Linked DNA regions of Homo sapiens: region 1 is linked to region 2. A link is an interaction called in ENCODE POLR2A ChIA-PET data of the cell type or tissue named here. Cell type or tissue: Caco-2. All regions are shown on one strand. Links, peaks and the distances in the headings refer to the core of each region. The heading gives the core; the rest is flanking DNA. Region 1 overlaps POGZ (pogo transposable element derived with ZNF domain). Region 2 overlaps CGN (cingulin).

Evidence for each region. ChIA-PET counts read pairs that join two places held together with the same protein. Peaks named below come from ENCODE experiments on the same cell type or tissue, not always from the same donor. Only the 100,000 strongest peaks of a DNase experiment are listed, where the experiment ranks them.
Region 1: POLR2A ChIA-PET joins it to region 2 with 6 read pairs; 5 of 35 experiments call an interaction of 5 or more read pairs at or near these places.

The regions. Positions count from the first base shown.
Region 1 is chr1:151,412,756-151,422,955 of GRCh38, reverse strand. All of the region lies in intron 10 of POGZ (pogo transposable element derived with ZNF domain), which reads left to right. Among named protein-coding and RNA genes, the nearest start is that of PSMB4, 18 kb to the right of the region's middle. In Caco-2, for the core only: no CTCF peak of the experiment used is centred there; a DNase peak (open chromatin) is centred at 6,515.
Region 2 is chr1:151,514,838-151,525,845 of GRCh38, reverse strand. CGN (cingulin) reads right to left here. Exons shown (of 21, transcript NM_020770.3): 2 at 6,454-7,340; 3 at 5,580-5,680; 4 at 5,363-5,432; 5 at 5,155-5,250; 6 at 2,285-2,412; 7 at 1,488-1,620; 8 at 960-1,172; 9 at 56-204. The coding sequence starts at 7,326. Among named protein-coding and RNA genes, the nearest start is that of CGN, 9.0 kb to the right of the region's middle. RefSeq lists enhancers at 1,133-2,332, 2,287-2,822. In Caco-2, for the core only: no CTCF peak of the experiment used is centred there; no DNase peak of the experiment used is centred there.

The DNA.
Region 1 (10,200 bases), core at 2,132-10,131, 100 kb after region 2:
GTATATTTTATACATGTAGGCTGGACATAAGCTCAAAGAAATTAAGTAGGATAAAAGATAATATGGCCGGGCACGGTGGCTCACGCCTGTAATCCCAACACTTTGGGAGGCCGAAGCAGGCAGATCACCTGAAGTCAGGAATTCGAGACCAGCCCGGCCAACATGGCGAAGCCCCATCTCTACTAAAAATGCAAAAATTAGCTGGGTGTGGTGGCGGGCACCTGTAATCCCAGCTACTCGGGAGGCTGAGACAGGAGAATCGCTTGAACCCGGGAGGCGGAGGTTGCAGTGAGCTGAGATCATGCCATTGCACTCCAGTCTGGGCAACAAGAGCAAAACTCCATCTCCAAAAAAAAAAAGATAATATTATGAAGTACTTTATCATTAAGACAGTGCTTTCAGTGAAATATAAGGTAAGCTGGAATGTTTTTCTACACTGTACATTTTATAGATAGATGTAGGCTGAACATAAGCTCAAAGAAATTGAGTCATTTGCTTATGAGCGTACACCTCTAAATACACCTCTACTGGGGATACATAGTGAGGATTTAAGCCCAGTATTGAGAATACTTCTCATGTCCTTTACGGGATTTCCAGTTTTGTTGTAAAGACAAAAATTATGTAAATATAGGAAAATGTGAGAACAAGATAGTATATTATAAACATAGACATTTTAAGATATCATTGATAGGTGAAATACTTCAGAGAAGGGAAAAAATCCTTGTGGCTAGGTTTCCAAGAAAGTCGTGCTTAAATTTAAGAAAGGTTTAGATGGATGGAGAGTAGTAAGAAAAGCTTTTAGGTGATTGAAAACAGCATGATCAAAAGCATAGAAGACATATGCATATTATCTGGATGCATTTGCTACAAGTAAAAATCCTTAACTAAAAATGAATTAAACAATAAGGACTGGGTGTGGTGGCTCACACCTGTAATCCCAGCACTTTGGGAGGCTTAGGTGGGTGGATCAGTTGAGGCCAGGGGAGACCAGTCTGGCCAACATGGCAAAACCACATCTCTACTAAAAATACAAAAATTCGCTGGCTGTGGTGGTGTGCGCAGGTAATCCCAACTACTCAGGAAGCCAAGGCATGAGAATCACTTGATCCCAGGAGGTAGAGGTTGCAGTGAGCTGAGATCGCACCACTGCACTCCAGCCTGGATGACAGAGCGAGTCTCTGTCTCAAAACAAAAGAAAACAATAAGAATATCTGTTATATCATTTAACTGAGAGATACAGAAATGGATGCTTCAGCCTAGAATTTGACTGCCCTGCTGGTTTTCAACAATTCTCTTGTCTCTGGCTCATAGCAGGGTGGCTGTATAAGTGTCAGGCACTATGTCCAGATAAAAAATTGTTAGACAAAGAAGAGATCTTATCTTCCCATCTTTCTTTCTTGAATCTGTTTTCTTATGAGTGAGAATTGCTTTCCTTTTATATCTCTTTGACCATTTATTGGCAAGGGAAGTGGGATTGACATTAATGGCTTACAGTAACACTAGGCAGTAGAAATACGCAAGCTTCATGAGTAATTTTAATTTTTTTCACTTTAAATACAGTAGCGCTCCCTTATCCTCAATTTTTCTTTCTTGAATCTGTTTTCTTATGAGTGAGAATTGCTTTCCTTTTATATCTCTGACCATTTATTGGCAAGGGAAGTGGGATTGACATTAATGGCTTACAGTAACACTAGGCAGTAGAAATATGCAAGCTTCATGAGTAATTTTAATTTTTTTCACTTTAAATACAGTAGCGCTCCCTTATCCTCAATTTTAGTCTCAATCACAGTCCAAAACTAGGTGAGTGCAGTACAATAAGATTATTGAGAGAGACACCACATTCACATAACTTTTATTACAGTATATTGTTATAATTATCCTTTTATATATTATATATTTTTAATTGTTAATCTCTTTGCCTAATTTATAAATTAAACTTTATCATAGGTATATATATATATATATATGAAAAAACACGGTATGTATAGGGTTCAATACTATCTGAGGTTTCATGTATGCACTGGGGGTCTTGGAACGTATATTTCCCATTGGCAAAGGGCGTCTACTGTAAAGTTTAAAAAAACAGGCAAAATTAATTTTAACAGCATATTTTATTCAGTATATTAAAAATATTTCAACATGAACTCAAAATTTAAAATTAATGAGATATTCGTCATTCTTTTTTCCTCCATTAAAAAACAGATCTTTTGAAATACAAATCTAAATTGGGTTTGAGCTTACCACATTTTAAGTGTTCACTAGATACATGTTGCTGGTGCCACCATATTAGACAGTGAAACTTTGGACTAATCATTTGGGAGTAGAATGTATATTAGAATCAACCGGGCCAGGTGCAGTGGTTCACACCTGTAATCTCAGCACTTTGAGAGGCCGAGGCAGGCAGATTGAGCTTAGGAGTTCAAGACCAGCCTGGGCAGCATGGAGAAACCCCGTCTCTACAAAAAAAATACAAAAATTGGGTGTGGTGGCGCACGCCTATAGTCGTAGCTACTCAGGAGGTAGAGGTGGGAGGATTGCTTGAGCCCAGTAGGTCAAGGCTAGAGTGAACCATGATCACGCCACTGCACTCCAGCTTGGATAACAGAGCAAGACTCTGTCTCAAAAAACAAAGAATCAATGGTAACACTGCAGTGTAGTGCCAGGGTAGCCAGCTTGGTCTAGAATAGGACTCACGATTCTTCACTGTCAGTAATGTGAAGCCAGAGTAACTCATCCATACCTCTTAGTGAAAACACCAGTTTTTTGAGACAACAGGGTCTTGCTCTGCCACCCAGGCTGGGGTGCAGTGACGCAATCTTAGCTCACTGCAGCCTCGAACCCCTGGGCTCAAGCAGTCCTCCCACCTCAGCCTCCTGAGTAGCTGGGACTGTAGGCATATGCCACCACACCCAGCTAATTTATTCCTTTTCTTGGGGGTAGAGACAGGGTCTTGCTGTGTTGCCCAGTCTGGGCACCTAACTCATTTTTACGCGTAATATGGGGGGTGGGTTTTGTTATTCCGAAGTTCCACAAATAATAAAATTACACAGAGGGAAGATAAGTTTTTCCTTATGGAAAAGAAACAATGTAGACCCTCATTGATCTTTTTTCTCTTGGTTTCCCTGACTTAATTTTTGAGTCTCTTATGACAAGATTTTATGCTTACCAAAATCACCTTTCCTTAGCATATATCAATTTTATTCTTGCAGTCTTTCGTAATTTCCTTTTTTGCACCCTTGACAGATCTGGCATGAAAGTAGTTTTTTTTTTTTTTTTTTTTTTTTTTTGAGACAGGGTCTCACTCTGTTAGCCAAGCTGGAGTGCAGTGGCACAATCTTGGCTTACTGCAATCTCCACTTCCCAGGCTAAGATGATCCTCCCAACTCAGCCTCCTGAATAGCTGGTACTACAGACACATGCCACTATGCCCAGCTAATTTTGGGGGGTTTTTTGTTTTGGGGGGTGTTTTTTGTAGAGATAGGGTTTTGCCATGCTGCCCAGGCTGGTCTCAAATTATTGAGCTCGAGCAATCCACCCACCTCAGCCTCAAAGTGCTGTGATTACTGGTGTGAGCCACCGTGCTCAGCTTTTTTTTTGGGAGACAATCGCTCTGTCACCTAGGCTGGAGTGCAGTGGCGCAGTCTTGGCTCTCTGCAACCTCTACCTCCTAGGTTCAAGCAATTATTGTGCCTCAGTCTCCCAAGTTCCTGGGATTACATGCATGTGCCACCATGCCCAGTTAATTTTTTTGTTTGTTTATTTTTAGTAGAGATGGGGTTTCGCCGTGTCGTTCAGGCTGGTCTCAAACTCCTGGCCTTAAATGATATACCTGCATCGGCCTCCCAAAGTGCTGGGATTATAGGCATGAGCCAGCATGCCCGGTCGAAAGTAACTTTTTTTCTTTTTTTCTTTTTTTTTTTTTTTTTTTTTTGAGACAGAGCTTCATTCTTTCACCCATGCTGGAGTACGGTGGCACAATCTCAGCTCACTACAACCTCCACCTTCTGGTTTCAAGCGATTCTCCTGCCTCAGCTTCCCAAGTAGCTGGGATTACAGGCGCCCACCACCATGCCCGGCTAATTTTTTGTATTTTTAGTAGAGACGGGGTTTCAGCATGTTAGCCAGGCTGGTCTCAAACTCCTGACCTCGTGATCCACCCACCTTAGCTTCCCAAAGTGCTAGGATTACAGGCATGAGCCACCGTGCCCAGCCCAAAAGTAGCTTTTTCAAAAAAAAGAATTGATGCATAATAGGTGTACATGGTTTAGGGATGCATGTGATAATCTAATATACATTTATATAATCTGTAAATATTAAATCAGTGTACTTGGAATATTCATCACTCTATGTGTTTATGCTAGAAACATTCAAATTATTCTCTTCTAGCTATTTTAAAATTTACAACAGGTTATTGTAAACTATAGTCACCCTACTGATCTACTAGGTCTTATTTCTTCTTTCAAACCATATATTTGTACCTGTTGATCAGCTTCTCTTCAACTCTCTACTCCCCTACTCTTCCCAGCCTCTGGTAACCACCATTCTACTCTCTCTCCATGAGATCTACTTTTTTTTTTAGCTCCCACATATGAGTGGGAACATGTGATATTTGTCTTTTTGTGCTTGGCTTACTTCACTTAGGGACTTCCAGTTCTAACCATGTGCTGCATGACAGAATTTCATTCTTTTTTGTGGCTATAATATTCCACTGGGTATATATACCACATCTTTTTTTTTTTTGAGAAGGAGTCTTGCTATGTCGCTCAGGCTGAGGTGCGGTAGTGCAATCTTGGCTCACCACAACCTCCACCTCCTGGGTTAAAGTGATTCTCCTGCCTTAGCCTCCTGAGTAGCTGGGATTACAGGCACACGCCACCACGCCCGGCTAATTTTTTTGTATTTTTTAGTGGAGACGGGGTTTTACCATGTTGGTCAGGCTGGTCTCAAACTCCTGACCTCATGAGCCACTGTGCCCAGCCACCACATCTTCTTTATTCATTCATCTGTTGGTGGGCACTTAGGTTGATTCTATATTTTGCCTATTGTGAACTGTGCAGCAATAAACATGGGAGTGCAGATACCTTTTCAAAAAGTAGCTTATTTTTACATGCTAATATTTTGGGGGATTTTTTTCCTTTTATTTTCTGAATTGTTTGTTAATTGTAGACATCATGATATTTTTCTCCTAAATATTTTAATATGTAGCTCTAAAAAATAAGGCCTTTTGTGTGTGTGTGTGTGTGTGTGTGTGTGTGTGTGTGTGTGTGGCCACAGTACCTTTGTTAAGATCTAATAGGCCGGCGCAGTGGCTCACGCCTGTACTCCCAGCACTTTGGGAGGCTGAGGCGGACGGATCACCTAAGGTCAGAAGTTCAAGACCAGCCTGGCCAACGTGGTGAAACCCTGTCTGTACTAAAAATACAAAAAATTAGTTGGGCATGGTGGTGCACACTTGTAATCCCAGCTGCTTGGGAAGCTGAGGCAGGAGAATTGCTTGAACCCGGGAGGCGGAGGTTGCAGTAAGCTGAGATCACACCATTGCACTACAGCTTGGGCAGCAAGAGTGAAACGCTGTCTCAAAAAAAAAAAAAGAGGGCCGGGCGCGGAGCCTCATGCATGTAATCCCAGCACTTTGGGAGGCCGAGGCGGGTGGATCACGAGGTCAGGATATCGAGACCATCCCAGACAACATGGTGAAACTCCATCTCTACTAAAATACAAAAAGTTAGCCGTGTGTGGTGGCACGCGCCTCTAATCCCAGCTATTCGGGAGGCTTAGGCAGGAGAATTACTTGAACCCGGGAGGCGAAGGTTGCAGTGAGCTGAGATCGCACCATTGCACTCCACCCTGGCGACAGAGCAAGACTCCGTCTCAAAAAAAAAAAAAAGATCTAACAGAATTAATCAGAAATCCTTAATAACATTCAATACCTACTTTATTTAAAAATTTTCTGAGTTGTCCCCAGAATATCAGTGGATCATTATATTTAATTGTGATAACAGTATCATCTTAATAACATTACAGGCCAAGGCATGGTGACTCATGCCTCTAATCCTAGCACTTTGGGAGGCCAAGGCGTGAGGATTGCTTGAGCCCAGGAGTTTGAGAACAGCCTGGCGAATATAGTGAGACCTTATCTCTCTCTGTTTTTGTATTTTTTTTTAATTAGCCAGGTGTGGTGGCTTGTGCCTGTAGCCCCAGCTGCTCAAGAGGCTGAGGTGGGAGGATTGTTTGAGCCCAGCAAGTCGAGCCAGCAGTGAGATATGATCACACCACTGCTCTCCAGCCTGGGTGACAGAGTAAGGCCCTATCTCAAAAAAAAAAAAAAAACCCAAAAAGTAGTATTACATTTTTATTCACACTTGTTTAAGAGCAGTGCAGTGACTTGAAGGAGCTTGTATGGCCCTAGGGTTCTTTTCATAAGTTTGTCTAATGCTGATTCTTAGTCTTTTTTGAGACAGAATCTCACCCTGTCACACAGGCTGGAATGCAGTGACGCAATCACAGCTCAGTGCAACTTAAGCCTCCTGGGTTCAGGCAGTTCTCCTGCCTCATCCTTCCAAGTAGCTGGGACTACAGGCATGTTGGCCAGGCTGGTCTCTAACTCCTAGCCTCAAGTGAGCCACCCGCTTTGGCCTCCCAGAGTGCTGGGATTACAGGCGTGAGCCACCGCACTCTGTCTGATTCATAGTCTTTTTTTTTTTCTTTTCTTTCTTTTTCTTTTTTTTTTTTTTTTTTTTTTTTTGAGATGGAGTTTCACTCTTGTCACCCAGGCTGGTGTGTGCAGTGGCACAGTCTCAGCTCACTGCAACCTCCGCGTCACAGGTTCAAGCAATTCTTCTGCCTCAGCCTCCCGAGTAGCTGGGATTACAGGCGTGCACCACCACACCCGGCTAATTTTTGTATTAGAGGCGGGGTTTCGCCATGTTGGCCAGGCTGGTCTTGAACTCCTGACTTCAGATGATCCGCCTGCCTCTGCCTCCCAAAGCTCTGAGATTACAGGCGTGAGCCAGTGCACCCGGCCCTGATTCATAGTCTTTTAATATTTATGTCTAATACAGAAATCTTAACCTGCTTGGTGGTGAGGTGTCCTGTGAGCCCCTTGAAATTACATATAAACTTTGCCTGTGTGTGTGCATTTTTCAAGGGAGAGGTTGCATAGCTTTTGTTAGTGTGAGATTTGGGACTAAAAAATGGTTAAGACTGTTAGTTATTATTCCTGTTTTCCATAGTGGCTATCTTAAGGTACATTTCTTCAAATATTCTTTTTTTTTTTTTTTTTTTTGAGACGGAGTCTCGCTCTTTTGCCCAGGCTGGAGTGCAGTGGTGCGATCTCGGCTCACTGCAAGCTCTGTCTCCTGGGTTCACGCCATTCTTCTGCCTCAGCCTCCCGAGTAGCTGGGACTACAGGCACCCACCACCACGCCCGGCTAATTTTTTTGCATTTTTAGTAGAGACGGGGTTTCATCGTGTTAGCCAGGATAGAATGGTCTCGATCTCCTGAACTCGTGATCCACCGGCCTCGGCCTCCCAAAGTGCTGGGATTACAGGCGTGAGCCACCACACCCGGCCCATTTCTTCAAATATTATAACATTTTTCTTCCTGGCATTGTTACCTCCACTTCCTGAGCATCTCATTAAAGGTAACAGATGTAGGTTATTCTAATCTTTCAAAAAATCTTGTGTTAGTGGAAAGGAGAAAGTTTGAGGAAGAAATAGGATTGAGAGAAGGATGCTTTAAGGAGCTTAACCATGTTTAGGAGTCGGAGCCTGTCGGGGTTGGGGAAGATTGAAGACAGGGAAAACAAATTGACAAAATCTTGGAATACATGGCATGATGAGGTTGGATGAGCCTTAGGAAGGTACAAGAGATCTATCCTTCCATAATTTGGAAAACAAGCAGCAGAAGTTACAGTTGTTCATGCCTATTTCCTCAAAGTAGGAGATTGTGTTAGGTGTTAAGGAGGGTGATGGTGCTCAGAGGGACAGTTAGGACAGCCACCATGGAGAATCAATTCATTTTCCCTCTTGAATCTTTTTCTGTATTAGCTCCTTCCCCTGTAGAACTGATGTGTCAAAGGTTACCAGAGATCTCTTAAATCCCCTTATATTTGAGTTCCTACCTCACTAGTTTTCTTGAGATAACACAATGTAAATCTTTTTTTTCTTTTTTTTGAGGGAGTTTCGCTCTTGTTGCCCAGGCTGGAGTGTAGTGGCGCCATCTTGGCTCACCGCAGCCTCTGCCTCCCAGCTTCAAGCGATTCTCTTGCCTCAGCCTCCCAAGTAGCTGGGACTACAGACATGCATTACTGTGCCCGGCTGATTTTGTATTTTTAGTAGAGACAGGGTTTCTCCATGTTGGTCAGGCTTGTCTTGAACTCCCAACCTCAGGTGATCCGCCTGCCTTGGCCTCCCAAAGTGTTGGGATTACAGGCATGAGCCACCGTGCCCAGCCAACACATGTAAATCTTAACCTGATGCTTGTACATTAGAAATTGCTTAATAAGTGTTTTTATTATTGATGTTGCATGACAGCTGTGAAAATAGAGCTGATAAATAGGTTATAGGAGAAAGAGTGAATGAGATTGCCCAGGGAAAACATAGACTAAGAAAGGCCTGGACAAAATATTGCTTAAAGGTGTTCTAGAAGAGAAAAATGAGAGAGGTAAACAAATCGGGGGGTGAGTGGAAAAGAGATAATATCGTTATGTTGCTAGTTAACTGTTTCCCAAACATGTGGTTAACTTTCATACCTACTTGCCTTTCCTCCTGCTTTTCTCTTGGTCCTCTCTCTGGCTGGCTGAGCCCCATTCTTTGACAATTCAGCTTTTATATGTTGTTATAGCTTTTCCTCATTCCTTTATGCAGAATTTCTTATTTATCCATGTCCTCATAGCACCTAATGTACCTGTAGACAGTGTTTCTAAATGGAGTTGCAGACCTCTTTGAGAATAAATATGAAATGTTTGAATCCTCTTCCTAGAAAAATCTACATTTTACTCTTTTGCAAATAATTTCAGAGAAAGCCTGGATTCCTAGAGGCCTGTTCCATAGACCCCAGATTAAGAACCCCTGGCTTTTGTTTGTTTGTTTTACTTTAAAAAATTACTTGGCTAGGCACAGTGGCTCATACCTGTAATTCTGGTACTTTGGGAGGCTGAGATGGGAGGATTGCTTGAGCTTGGGAGGTCAGGGTTGCAGTGAGCCATGATTGAGCCACTGCGCTCTAGCGTGCGAGACAGAACGAGACTCTGTCTCAAAACAAAAATCCAGGGTTCTCGGTAGTTAAAAAAAGAAAAAAGAATTATTTCAACTTTATTCATATTTCTTTGGCTGGGGTGTAGGGGGCTGGGGGCGGGGGGAGGTTAGACATTGTCCAGTAAATGCCCAAGGCTTTAAGCTTCCAGTTTTCATATTTGCAAAAACTTGAAACTAATTCCATTAAAGTGACAAAAATGTAAATAATCTCTCTCTTTTTGCCATACTGTATAATTAAAAATATGTAGCAGTTAAAAGTCTTACCAAAATTGGCCGGTGCACTGGCTCACACCTGTAATTCTAGCACTTTGGGAGACTGAAGTGGATTGACAAAAGGATTGCTTGAGGCCAGGAGTTTCCGACCAGCCTGGGCAACATGGCGAGACCCTGTCCCTACAAAAAAAAATTTTTTTTAATTACTTGGGCATGGTGGTGCACCACTGTAGTCCTAGCTACTTGGGAGGCTGAAACAGGAGGCTCGCTTGAGCTCAAAGGATAGTCCTAGCTACTCAGGAGGCTGCGGTGAGCTATGATCATGCTCCAGCCTGAGCAACAGTGAGATTCTGTCTCTTAAAAAAAAAAAAAAAAAAAAAAGCCCAGGCACGGTGGCTCACACCTATAATCCCAGCACTTTGGGAGGCTGGGACAGGTAGATCACCTGAGGTCAGGAGTTCGAGACCAACCTGGCCAACATGAAATTACCAAAAATTGTCTCAGAAGTTTGACAAAATTGTTCATTTGTGTCATAAAATTTTGTCAAAATTTTTTCTCATAAGCTTGACAAAATGGACAATTTCAAAGAGAGTAGGAGGTATTGGAGGCCAGCTGATTAGCAGTGGGAAATCATATGGGCTAGTACCAAGTTTTTGCCTTATTATAAGTATAGAGAAGTGACAGTTCCTACATGCAGTTTGAAATAATGGTGACAGAATGCAGGGTTTG
Region 2 (11,008 bases), core at 1,368-9,367:
AGAAAGGAAGTGGCATATGAATCATGGGTATTTCTGAGAGGGCCAATGTCCTTACTCCTGCTTGGTGGCTCTAAGATCCTCCTTGTTCTTCTGGAACATACTCTGCCAATGCCCTGTCTCCTCTGAAGTCTCCTCCAGCTCCCTCTGCAGCCCTCGCACAAGGGCTGACATCTTCTGCCTCTCGGCCTCCAGCACTGCATGGTCCTAGAGAAGGGGAGAGTTGGACACCAGAAGGCTCAGAGGGAAGAGGTCACTTCAAATCAAAGTGTGAGTGTGTACAAGGAAAGGCTTAGACCCAGAGGGCACCATGCCAGGTGCACCCCCTGACACTCTTGTGGTACCTGGTACAATGCTAGCAGAGATTCTCTCCTCAAGTCACAGTCCACCCCTCTATCATCTACAGGAAACCTCCCCAGTTATTTCCCCTTGGGACTTTTTATTTTTAGGGGGACAGAGTCTCGCTGTGTTGCCCAGGGTGAAGTGCAATGGCATGATCTCGGCTCACTGCAACCTCCGCTTCCTTGGTTCAAGCGATTCTCCTGCCTTAGCCTCCCAAGTAGCTAGGACTACAAGTACGCATCACTACACCCAGCTAAGTTTTTGTATTTTTGGCAGAGATGGGGTTTCTCCATGTTACCCAGGCTGGTCTCTAACTTCCTGAGCTCAAGCAGTCCACCCGCCTCAGCCTCCCAAAGTGCTGGGATTACATGCATGAGCTACCGCACCCAGTCCCCCTTGGGACTTTTGTCACACAACCTCAAGGTACTTCTGGCCTGTACTCCCTCCCTCTGCCCCTATAGTTTTCCTGCCCAAGGTTTTCAGCAGATCTCACTGTGTCCTTTAGGAGGAGAGGGGGAGTTCCCAGTTGCAACCATGAAAAGTCCAAAAGTCCAAGATCCCAAGGCAGCCTTGTTCTCCAGCAGTGCCCTCCTCTCTCAGACCCTGCTCTTGTCACATGCCTGGGTTGCATCTTGCATGCTCCTGCGGAGCTGCTCTGTGTCTCGCTGGTACTGCTGCCGGACATGTTCCACCTCCTGGTCACGGGAGGCTACCTCCTCTTTCAGGGCCCCCTTCAGGGCTGTCAACTCCCGCTCCCGCAGCCTCAGCTGCTCCTCTACTCGCTGTTTCCCCTCCAAGACCTCTTCCAGAAGTTCCCGGGTCTCTAACAGGTCCTGGAGAAAATAAAGGAAGAAGTACAGGGGTGACCATATTAGAATCCATCTGTTTATCAATTCACTGAGTCAAAAAATATTTATCGTATTAGGCACAGTACCAGGTGCTCTAGTACCAGTACTGGAGCCCAGAATGATAGGTTTCCTTTATCCTAACTCTAGTCCCAACACACCATTGAATCTACCTGAAAGCACACTGAGTACCTGTAATCAGCCACCCACTCCTCATACTTTGGGGAAACCATGGATGAGCAGACTTGAGGATGCTCCAACTGAGAAAAAGCAGAGGCTGGGGCATATGACCCCAGACCCTACCTTCAGTAACACCTCCTTAGCAGGCTCAGGACCCTGGACATGTTTCAGCTTGTTCTGCAGCTCCATCACCTGGGTCTCCAGCCCATGTCGTAAATCTTCACCCTGGTCCAAGAGGCGCTTCATGTTCTGGAGCCTAATAATAGATAACATTATTGCACACTATGTGTCAGGCAGTTCTCTAAACGCATCATATATTTTAATTCATATTTATTAATGCATTTAAACTTCCTTCCTTCAAATCTTGATGAGGCCTCCCCTGATTTTTGCAACCTGCCCCGCTACAACCTGGCCCTCCTGATCTGCCTTACCCTGTTGTATTTACTGCCTTCTCGTGTGTTACAAATTTACTTGCAAAATATGTTTGTTTACTGTCTGTTCCCTCTCAGTAGAAACTAAGCTTCTGGAGAGCGAGCCCTTCATCTATAGGGTTCACTGATGTGTCTTGGGAACCTAGATTAATGCCTGTCACAGCATTCTTGATGAAACATCTGCTGAATGGATGACTGAATCCTTACAATGATCCTGTGAGGTAGGTACTATTATTAAGTCTATTTTATAGCTTAAGAATCTGAGACAGAGGCAAACCCAGGTAGCTTAACTCCAAATCATGCACTACCACCATTATTGATAAAGAAGGTAGAGAGAAAGGCCCTATCCTGTCCTTAAACCAACACTGCCCCTTTCAGCTTCTGGAGATTTCCTTCTGTCTCCTTCAACCCTAGGGGCAAAGAGGGAGTGGCCTCTAAACCTGGCCTAGGCCCCCAAGCAGCCCGAGGTGCGCCACCAGCTGCACTCACTCCTTGTTGCTCTGCTGGGCCTCCCCCTTCCTCCTCTCCAGCAGCTCCTGCAGTCGGCTGCACTCTTCTGTTTTCTCCTCCAGCTGCCGCTCCAGCCCAACTTGGGATGGCTCTAGCTTCTGCCGCTTCTGTAAAAGGGAATGAGAGTACAGCAGGTAGAGGGTAGGGAAAGCCTCTCAGAAAGACTCAGAATAATGGGAATGTCTAACACTCATTGGACACTTGCTGTATGATAGACACTATACTTAGGACCTTATGTGTATTATCCACATCTAATCCTCATAACTAGCCTTGGTACTTGTGATGATGTAAAATATGTTCACAAATTATCTGACATTTCTTTCAAAAGATAAAGCCTAATTCTGTTTGCCTCGAGCACGGGCTTGACTTAGGGGCTTCCTTCTAACAAACAGAAAAAGGAGGACGTGATGAGTAAATTCTGATGTTAGGTCATAAAAAGGCATTGCAGCTTTTCTCTTGGATCCCTCACTCTGGGAAAAAAATAGCTGTTATATTGTGAGGATACTCAAAAGTAGCTCTGTGAGGAAGGCCAAACAGCCAGGAACTGAGGTTTACAACCAACAGCCATTTGATTAAGCTGGGTTTTTATTATTTTTATTGATTTTTTTTTTTTCTTGGTGTTTTGTTTTGAGATGGAGTTTTGCTCTTGCCTAGGCTGGAGTGCAATGGCGAGATCTCAGCTCACCGCAACCTCCACCTCCCGGGTTCAAGCAATTCTCGTGCCTCAGCCTCCTAAGTAGCTGGGATTACAGGCATGCATCACCTCACCTGGCTAATTTTTGTATTATTAGTAGAGACAGGGTTTCTCCATGTTGGTCAGGCTGGTCTCAAACTCCCGACCTCAGGTAATCTGTCCACCTCAGCCTCCCACAGCGCCCGGCCTGGTTTTTTGTTTTTTTTGTTTGTTTGTTTTTTGAGATGGAGTCTCGCTCTGTTGCCCAAGCTGGAGTGCAGTGGCGCAATCTCGGCTCATGGCAACCTCTGCCTCCCAGGTTCAAGCAAGTCTCCCTGCCTCAGCCTCCCAAGCAGCAGGGATTACAGATGCCTGCCACCATGCCCAACTAATTTTTGTATTTTCAGTAGAGACAGGGTTTCACCATGTTGGCCAGGCTGGTCTCAAACTCCTGACCTCAGGTGATCCACCCACCTCAGCCTCCCAAAGGGCTGGGATTATGGGTGTGAGCCATTGCACCCAGCCAATTAAGCTGGTTTTGTCTATCTTATTCATTAAACTGGTTTTGTTTGCTTCATTCACTTATTTATATTTTTTTGAGACAGGGTCTTGCTCTGGCACCCAGGCTGGAGTGCAGCAGTGCAATCACAGCTCACTGCAGTCTTAACCTCCTGGGCTCAAAAAATCCTCCCACTTCAGTCTCCTAAGTAGCTGGAACTACAGGCACATGCCATCACATCTGGCTAATTTTTTGTAGAGGCGGGTTCTCACTATGTTGCCCAGGCTGGTCTCAAACTCCTGGGTTCAAGTGGTCCTCCCACCTTGCCCTCCCAAAGTGCTGGGATTATAGGCGTAAGCCACCATGCCTGGCCCTGAGTAAGCCATTTTAGAAGCAGATCCTCCAATTTACTTCTTTTGGCCACAGCCAGAAGCTGGACTGGAACCTTATAACAGGCTCAGAGCCACAATTACCCTGTTAAGCTGATCCCAGGTTCTTCATCCTCAGACTCTGGGAAATGCTTTTTTTTTGAGAAAGAGTTTCACTCTTGTTGCCCAGGCTGGAGTGCAATGGCAGGATCTCAGCTCACCACAACCTCCACCTCCCGGGTGCAAGTAATTCTCCTGCCTCAGCCTCCCAAGTAGCTGGGATTACAGGCATGTGCCACCATACCAGGCTAATTTTGTATTTTTAGTAGAGACAGGATTTCTCCATGTTGGTCAGGCTGGTCTCAAACTCCCAACCTCAGGTGATCTGCCTGCCTCAGCCTCCCAAAGGATTACAGGTGTGAGCCACTGCGCCCGGCTGGGAAATGTTTGTTTAAAGCTATTGAGTTTTGGGTAATTTGTTACACAGCAATAGTTAATTAATATAGTACTATCATAATCCCCACTTTACAATTTAGGAAACAGAGGCTTAGAACATTTAAAGAACTTGCCCAAGGTCAGTTACACAGCCAACAAGTAACAGAACCAGGATTTGAACCCAGTTAGTTTGGCTCCACAGCCAATCACTTAATCATTACACTACAGTGATTTCCAAAAGACAAGGGAAGTTACAATCCAACATTTATTGAGCACCAACTACACACAAACCAATATGATGAAAGGCAGAAGACATGTTTTTAAAAAGGGTACACTGGCTTTAGAATAAGACTGACCCGGATTTTTTCATTCCTCTCTGCAACTTACTACCATAGGCAATTTACTTAGCCTCTCTGATCTTCAGTTTTCTCATCAGAAAAGGGTCCAGAATAGGTATTCACAGGGTAACTATAATGATTACAGTACCCAGGACAGTACATACTACCAAAATTATACTCAATAAATGATAGCTACTACTATTGCCATTATTATGATAATGATAAAAAAAAATTGAGGCACAGAGAATGTAAGTAATTTTCTTAAGTTTTATATAGCTAGTAAGGGGCAGAGCCAGGATGGGAACTCCCAAAGGGAGTGGAATGGAAGGTAGGTAGATTCCTAATGTGCTCTGCCTCCCTAACCCCCACAGAACCCCAGAAGTCCTTCCTGGAATTAGTACACATTCTTGTCTCTTGTCTCATAAGACACAAACATGCTTGTTCCATTGCTTAGAAGGGTCAGCTCAGCCCATCTCCAGGCCAAGGCTTTTTCCCTGTTTTCCTTCATGCCTCCGGCACCTCTAACCTTTCCTTACCTTCACCTCTTCATCCAGCTTTCGCTGTAGCTCCTCCACTTTTCGGGTAAGCTCACCCTGCCCTGCCACGGCCTTAGTAGAACCAGAAGAAACCATCTGCCAGAGATATGGGGGGTGTGGGGGAAGGGAGTGAGTCCAAGTCTGGATCCCCTGAGGCCCTCAAAGCTCTAACCTTGACCCTTGCTCCCATCCAGAGAAGGCCACTCACCACTAGAGGCTGCATCTTCTCCAGCACCAAACTAACCTTCCTCCTCACAGAGGTTTCACTTTCTGAGCTTCTAGAGGATAAAAGGATAGAAGCAAGGGTTAGGGGAGGAAAGAGGTAGCAGAGATCAGGAAAGGGTAAAATCAGGGAAGATGGGAAACAAAGCTAGAAGAAAAAGAAGGAGGGGTATGCCTCTGTTGTTGGGGGGGCCCCCACTCACCCCTCCCTCAGGATGCCATAGATGGTGGCCTTCATATGGTCCACACTGCCTGGTGGGGCTGCCTCCTGCTGGTCTCGAAGGAGGTCTGGAGTTGATTTGAACTGTTAAAAAAAAAGAAAAAGAAAAAAAAAAGAAAGAAAGAAAGAAATAGGAAGATTAGGCCAGAAGCATGCGTGGGGTTCAGATGGAGGAGAAGTGGCAGTCTCAGGTCAAGTCCCTTCAAGCATGATGAACAATCCTGAAATGCAGCAAGGAAAACATGCTGTGGAGGCCTGAGCAACAGGCCAGGGAGAGGCCAACACAGGATGCACCTCTGCACTGTTGCTGTAAACCAGATTTTCCTCAACAAACATCTCAACCAGCTGCAAACTGTGCCACAAGTGATTTGTCACTAATGGTAGTTAACATGCTAGAGTTTATAAATAATTTACTTTTAAAACAGACTTACGTTTCTCTCAAAGTAAAGTCACTCCCTCACTTACTTACATTCCTGAGTAGGAGAGAAAGGTGTGGAATTTTGGCAAGAGCACCAAGGAAACTGCTCTTATCCTCCAAGCCCGCCTTACATATTCTGCAGACCTTGCAAATGCTGGTGACTGAGCCATAGTTAATGGTTGTGGCAATGACAACTAGGTCCAAACTTGTGAATAGTGATTTTATAGCTTGCTCCATTTTCTTTAGAATTTTACCCATGGAAATATCCTGTGCATGTGAATATCACCTATTTTGTGGACAGATACAGTAGAGAACAAAAGGCAGAGAGTTTCTGCCTAGGCTATTTGAATTAGCAAGGAGGCTCATGGCTGGTGGGTAAAAGCTGATGAGAAGGGAGAAGGGGCTGACATTTAGAAGTCAGGGAGGGGCTGGGTCTGACCTGCAGCATGGTGGGGTCCTGTGCACTCCTCCGCGGCTCCTCAAAACTCTGAAGGACCCAGTCCTGAGTCTGACGAGAACGGCTAAAGCCACTGAGAGGACTCAGGTTCTGGCTCTGGGCTGGCTGCTTCGAAGTGCCCACATGGTTGTCATATTTTGTGCTAGAGGTCCAGTGGTTGGTGGACTGGCGCTCCCGTTCCTCAAAGGTGTCCCGTGGGAGGCGGCTGTCCAGGCTCTTGCTCCGTTTGCGCTGTTCAGGGGGTAGCATCCGTGTTCGGCGGCCAGTCCGACCCCGGGCCTGGCCTCCAAGTTGACTGTCAAACTTGTTGATGAGTGAGTCCACTGAAGACAGGGGAGCAGTGTCAATGGTGCTACCTGGGGAAGCCACTTTCGGGGCTAGCTCCAGCATGCTGTTGCTTCTGTTACTAGGATCCACTGGGCCAGGGCCTGCCAGTGAGGCCTGGGAGTGGGAACGGAGTAGCTTTCCATTCCAGTAGGCCCCAGGCTCCTCATCAGATGTGCTGCTCTGCGAGGGGGCAGGAAATCCCTTGACCTGAGAGTAGGGGTTCTCAGGGAGTTCCAAATCTGAGCTCAGAGCTCCTGAGGCCCCTTGGTCATTGGCCCCCTTGATTTGGACCCCAAAGGAGTCACCGCCTTTCTCCCCACTGTTGAGCACCACAAAGGGCTGCCCAGCGATTCCCTGCACACGCACAGCAACCCCGTAGGTACTGGCTCTTGCATCCTTAGCTGGGCGTCGTCCACCTCGACGTAGAGTGCCCATCTCTGCACCACTCACTGGCTCTGTGATGAAGCGAATCTGGACTCCATGGTCTACGGGGCCCCGGGGCTCAGCCATGTTGGGTGCCTGCTCCATAAATAGGAGGAGTCCTAGAAGATGAAGAAATGAGTTTAGGCTGAGAGACTTCACTAGAAACTATGAAACTTCTACCTGCGGGCTGACTTCCCTGTCAGTTCCTACTAGATAAACCACTGATTCTCAGACTAACAGAAGGCCCCTGGAGAGCCTTTTAACATACCGGTTGCTGGACCTAACCTCCAGAGCTTCTGATTCAGTAGGTCTGGGTTAGGACTTGAGAATTTGCATTTCTAACCAAGTTCCCCAGGTGATACTGATGCTACTGGTCCAGGTACCACACTTTGAGACTCACTAACCTAAAAGAATCCACTTCCTCTGATACAGCCCTGGGGAGCTAGGCTTTGTTAAAAGTTTAAAGATTTTGCTTGATGGCCAGGAGCAGTGGCTCACACCTGTAATCCCACCACTTTGGAAGGCCAAGGCGGGTGGACTGCTTGAGCTCAGGAGTTCAAGACCAGTCCGGGCAACATGGTGAAACCCCATCTCTACAAAAAATACAAAAATAAACTGGGCCTGGTGGTGCACACCTGTAATCCCAGCTACTTGGGAGGCTGAGGTGGGAGGATCACTTGAGCTTGAGAGAGGCTGCAGTGAGCAGTGATTATGCCACTGTTCTCCAGCCTGGGTGACAGAGTGAGACCCTGTCTCAAAAAAAAAAAAAAAGATTTTACTTGATCTTCATACATACATATAATACCACCATGTGGCCAGGTACAGTGGCTCATGCCTATAATCCCAGCACTTTGGGAGGCTGAGGCAGGTGGATCACCTGAGGTCAGGAGTTCAAGACCAGCCTGACCAACACGGTGAAACCTTGTCTCTACTAATAATACAAAAACTTAGCTAGGCGTGGTGGCGCATGCCTGTAATCCCAGCTACTCAGGAGGCTGAAGCAGAAGAATTGCTTGAACCCGGGAGGTGGAGGTTGCAGTGAGCCGAGATTGCGCCACTGCACTCCAGCTTGGGTGACAAAAGCAAAACTCTATCTCCAAAAAAAAAAAAAAAAAACACTGTGTGCCTTCTTCCCTTCCTCCCACCAAGGGAAGGCAGAACCCACACCCTGCTGAGCAGATACCTCCATCTCACTGGAGAAAAGGGGGCCTTCTCTCCCAGAGCTCATTTAAAATATAGAAGACCTCAAAGTATATCATCCCACTTCTGGAAAGAAACTTAAAAACACTGATAGCAGTGATGCCTTTGAGGTGGAGGAACTGAGGACTAGGAACAGGGATGGGAGAGTTTCTATTCTCTGGAAGAGCAGAAAGGAGTGGACATTCTACTGTATATCTCTTATGTCCCTTTTGAATTTGGAACCACGTAGATGTATTATCTATTCAAGAAAAGGTTGTGTTTTTTTTGAGACAGAGTTTTGCTCTTGTTGCCCAGGCTGAAGTGCAATGGCGTGATCTTGGTTCACTGCAACCTCTGCCTCCCGAGTTTAAGCAATTCTCCTGCCTCAGCCTCCCGAGTAGCTGGGATTACAGGCACCTGCCACCATGCCCGGCTAATTTTTGTTTTTAGTAGAGATGGGGTTTCACCATATTGGCCAGGCTGGTCTCAAACTCCTGACCTCAGGTGATCTGCCCGCCTCAGCCTCCCAAAGTGCTGGGATTACAGGCATGAGCCACGCACCCAGCCAAAAATATTTAAATGTGGTTTAAAAACTGTGCCACTCGGCCGGGCATGGTGGCTCACGCCTGTAATCCCAGCATTTTCAGAGGCCAAGGCGTGTGGATCACCTGAGGTCAGGAGTTTGAGACCAGCCTGACCAACATGGTGAAACCCTGTCTCTACTAAAAATACAAAATCAGCCGGGCGTGGTAGCGGGGGCCTGTAATCCCAGCTGCTCGGGAGGCTGAGGCAGGAGAATCGCTTGAACCTGGGAGACGGAGGTTACAGTGACCCAAGATCACGCCATTGCACTCCAGCCTGGGCAACAAGAGTGAAACTCTATCTCAAAAAAAAAAAAAAAAAGTGCCACTTTAAGGGGCCCCAGGTCAGGTAAACTTGTCTCAGCTGAGAGCCAGAGCCAACACCATCCATAGGCCAGCTTCCCAGGTCCACATTGCTAAAGCTCAGAGTCAGCAAATGGAATGTATTCCAGGTATGCTCTGGCTCCAGGAACTTGGGGGAGAGATTGTCTTCCAAGCAAATAAAAAAATTCAGCTTCCCCACCCCTTCTGCTAGTCTCCACCAGAGCCTAGCACCAAACTGGAGGATGAGCCTCTAACGTGCCAGACAGAAACACAAACATACCCAACTCAACCTCCCCATGGAGTTCTGGGCCAAGGAAACTTGGCAAGGCCCCTTTCAGGGACTGTAAAGTGCTAGCAAGCCAGGGTGAGATGAGAAGGGAGGGGAAGGGATGGGAGAGGCAGAGCTACAGGTGACAAAGGGCTTGGTGGGGAAGGTCTATCTGAAGAAGAGCATTCTTAGAATTCCCAGCAATTCTCAAGAGAAAGGAACAGGGAGAGAAGAGCCCTTTATTAGGAATTGTTCTTCATCTTTTTGGCCCTGGGACTCCATGAGAAAATGATGAAAGCAATACACTCTCCCTGAGGAGACAGCACATCCAAACTTTTATCACCCCATCTTAAAAGGCTTGTGAAGGCAGACAGGTAAAGTAGTTCTCCAAACCACTCATCCAGTAGAAGAAAATGCACTGGGCTAGAGTCAGGATCTGGTCTGGAATCCTGTCTCTGCTCTTCACCTGATGTATGCAACCTGAGGCAAATCACAACTTTTCTGGTGTGGTGGCTCACGCCTGTAATCCCAGCATTTTGGGAGGCCAAGGTGTGTGGATCACTTGAACTCGGGAGTTTGAGACCAGCCTGAGCAATATGGCAAAACCCCATCTCTACAAAAAATACAAAAAACTAGCCGAGTATGGTGGTACACACCTGTAGTCCCAGCGACTTAGGAGGCTGAGGCAGGAGGATCACCTGAGCCCAGGAGGTTGAAGCTGCAGTGAGCTGTAATTGCACCACTGCACTCCAGCTTGGGCAATAGAGTAAGACTCTGTCTCAAAAACAACAACGACAACAAAAAACCCACAACTTTTCTGTGCCTCAGTTTCCTCATCTGTAAAATGGGTATAATGATAATACCCCACAAGGTTATTATCTGTGAGAATGAGATAATAAATAATTATATGGGCATATACAATGATAAAAAAGTACCAAGTTATACCCTTAAGATCTTTGTACTTTATTTAGGCCAGGCGCAGTGGCTCATGCCTGTAATCCCAACACTTTGGGAGGCTGAGATAGGCAGATCACCTGAAGTCAGAAGTTCAATAACAGCCCGGCCAACATGGTGAAACCCCACGTCTACTAAAAATACAAAAATTAGCTGTGCGTGGTGGTGCACGCCTGGAATCCCAGCTACTGGGGAGGCCGAGGCAGGAGAATTGCTTAAACCTGAGAGGCACAGGCTGCAGTGAGCCGAGATCCGCCAGCCTGGGTCACAGAGCAGGACTCCATCTCAAAAAAAAAAAAAAAGATGTTTGTACTTTATTGAACTTGGGTTCTAATTTAATAAAAAGGAGAGAAAAACAAGATATTAAACATGAAAACATTTAGCATGTGACTATCACAAAGCTGACAACAAATATCATCCTTCACACATGCTACTTTGTCCAACAGGCACTTTTGGCTTCACCTGGTTCATAGAAAGATGT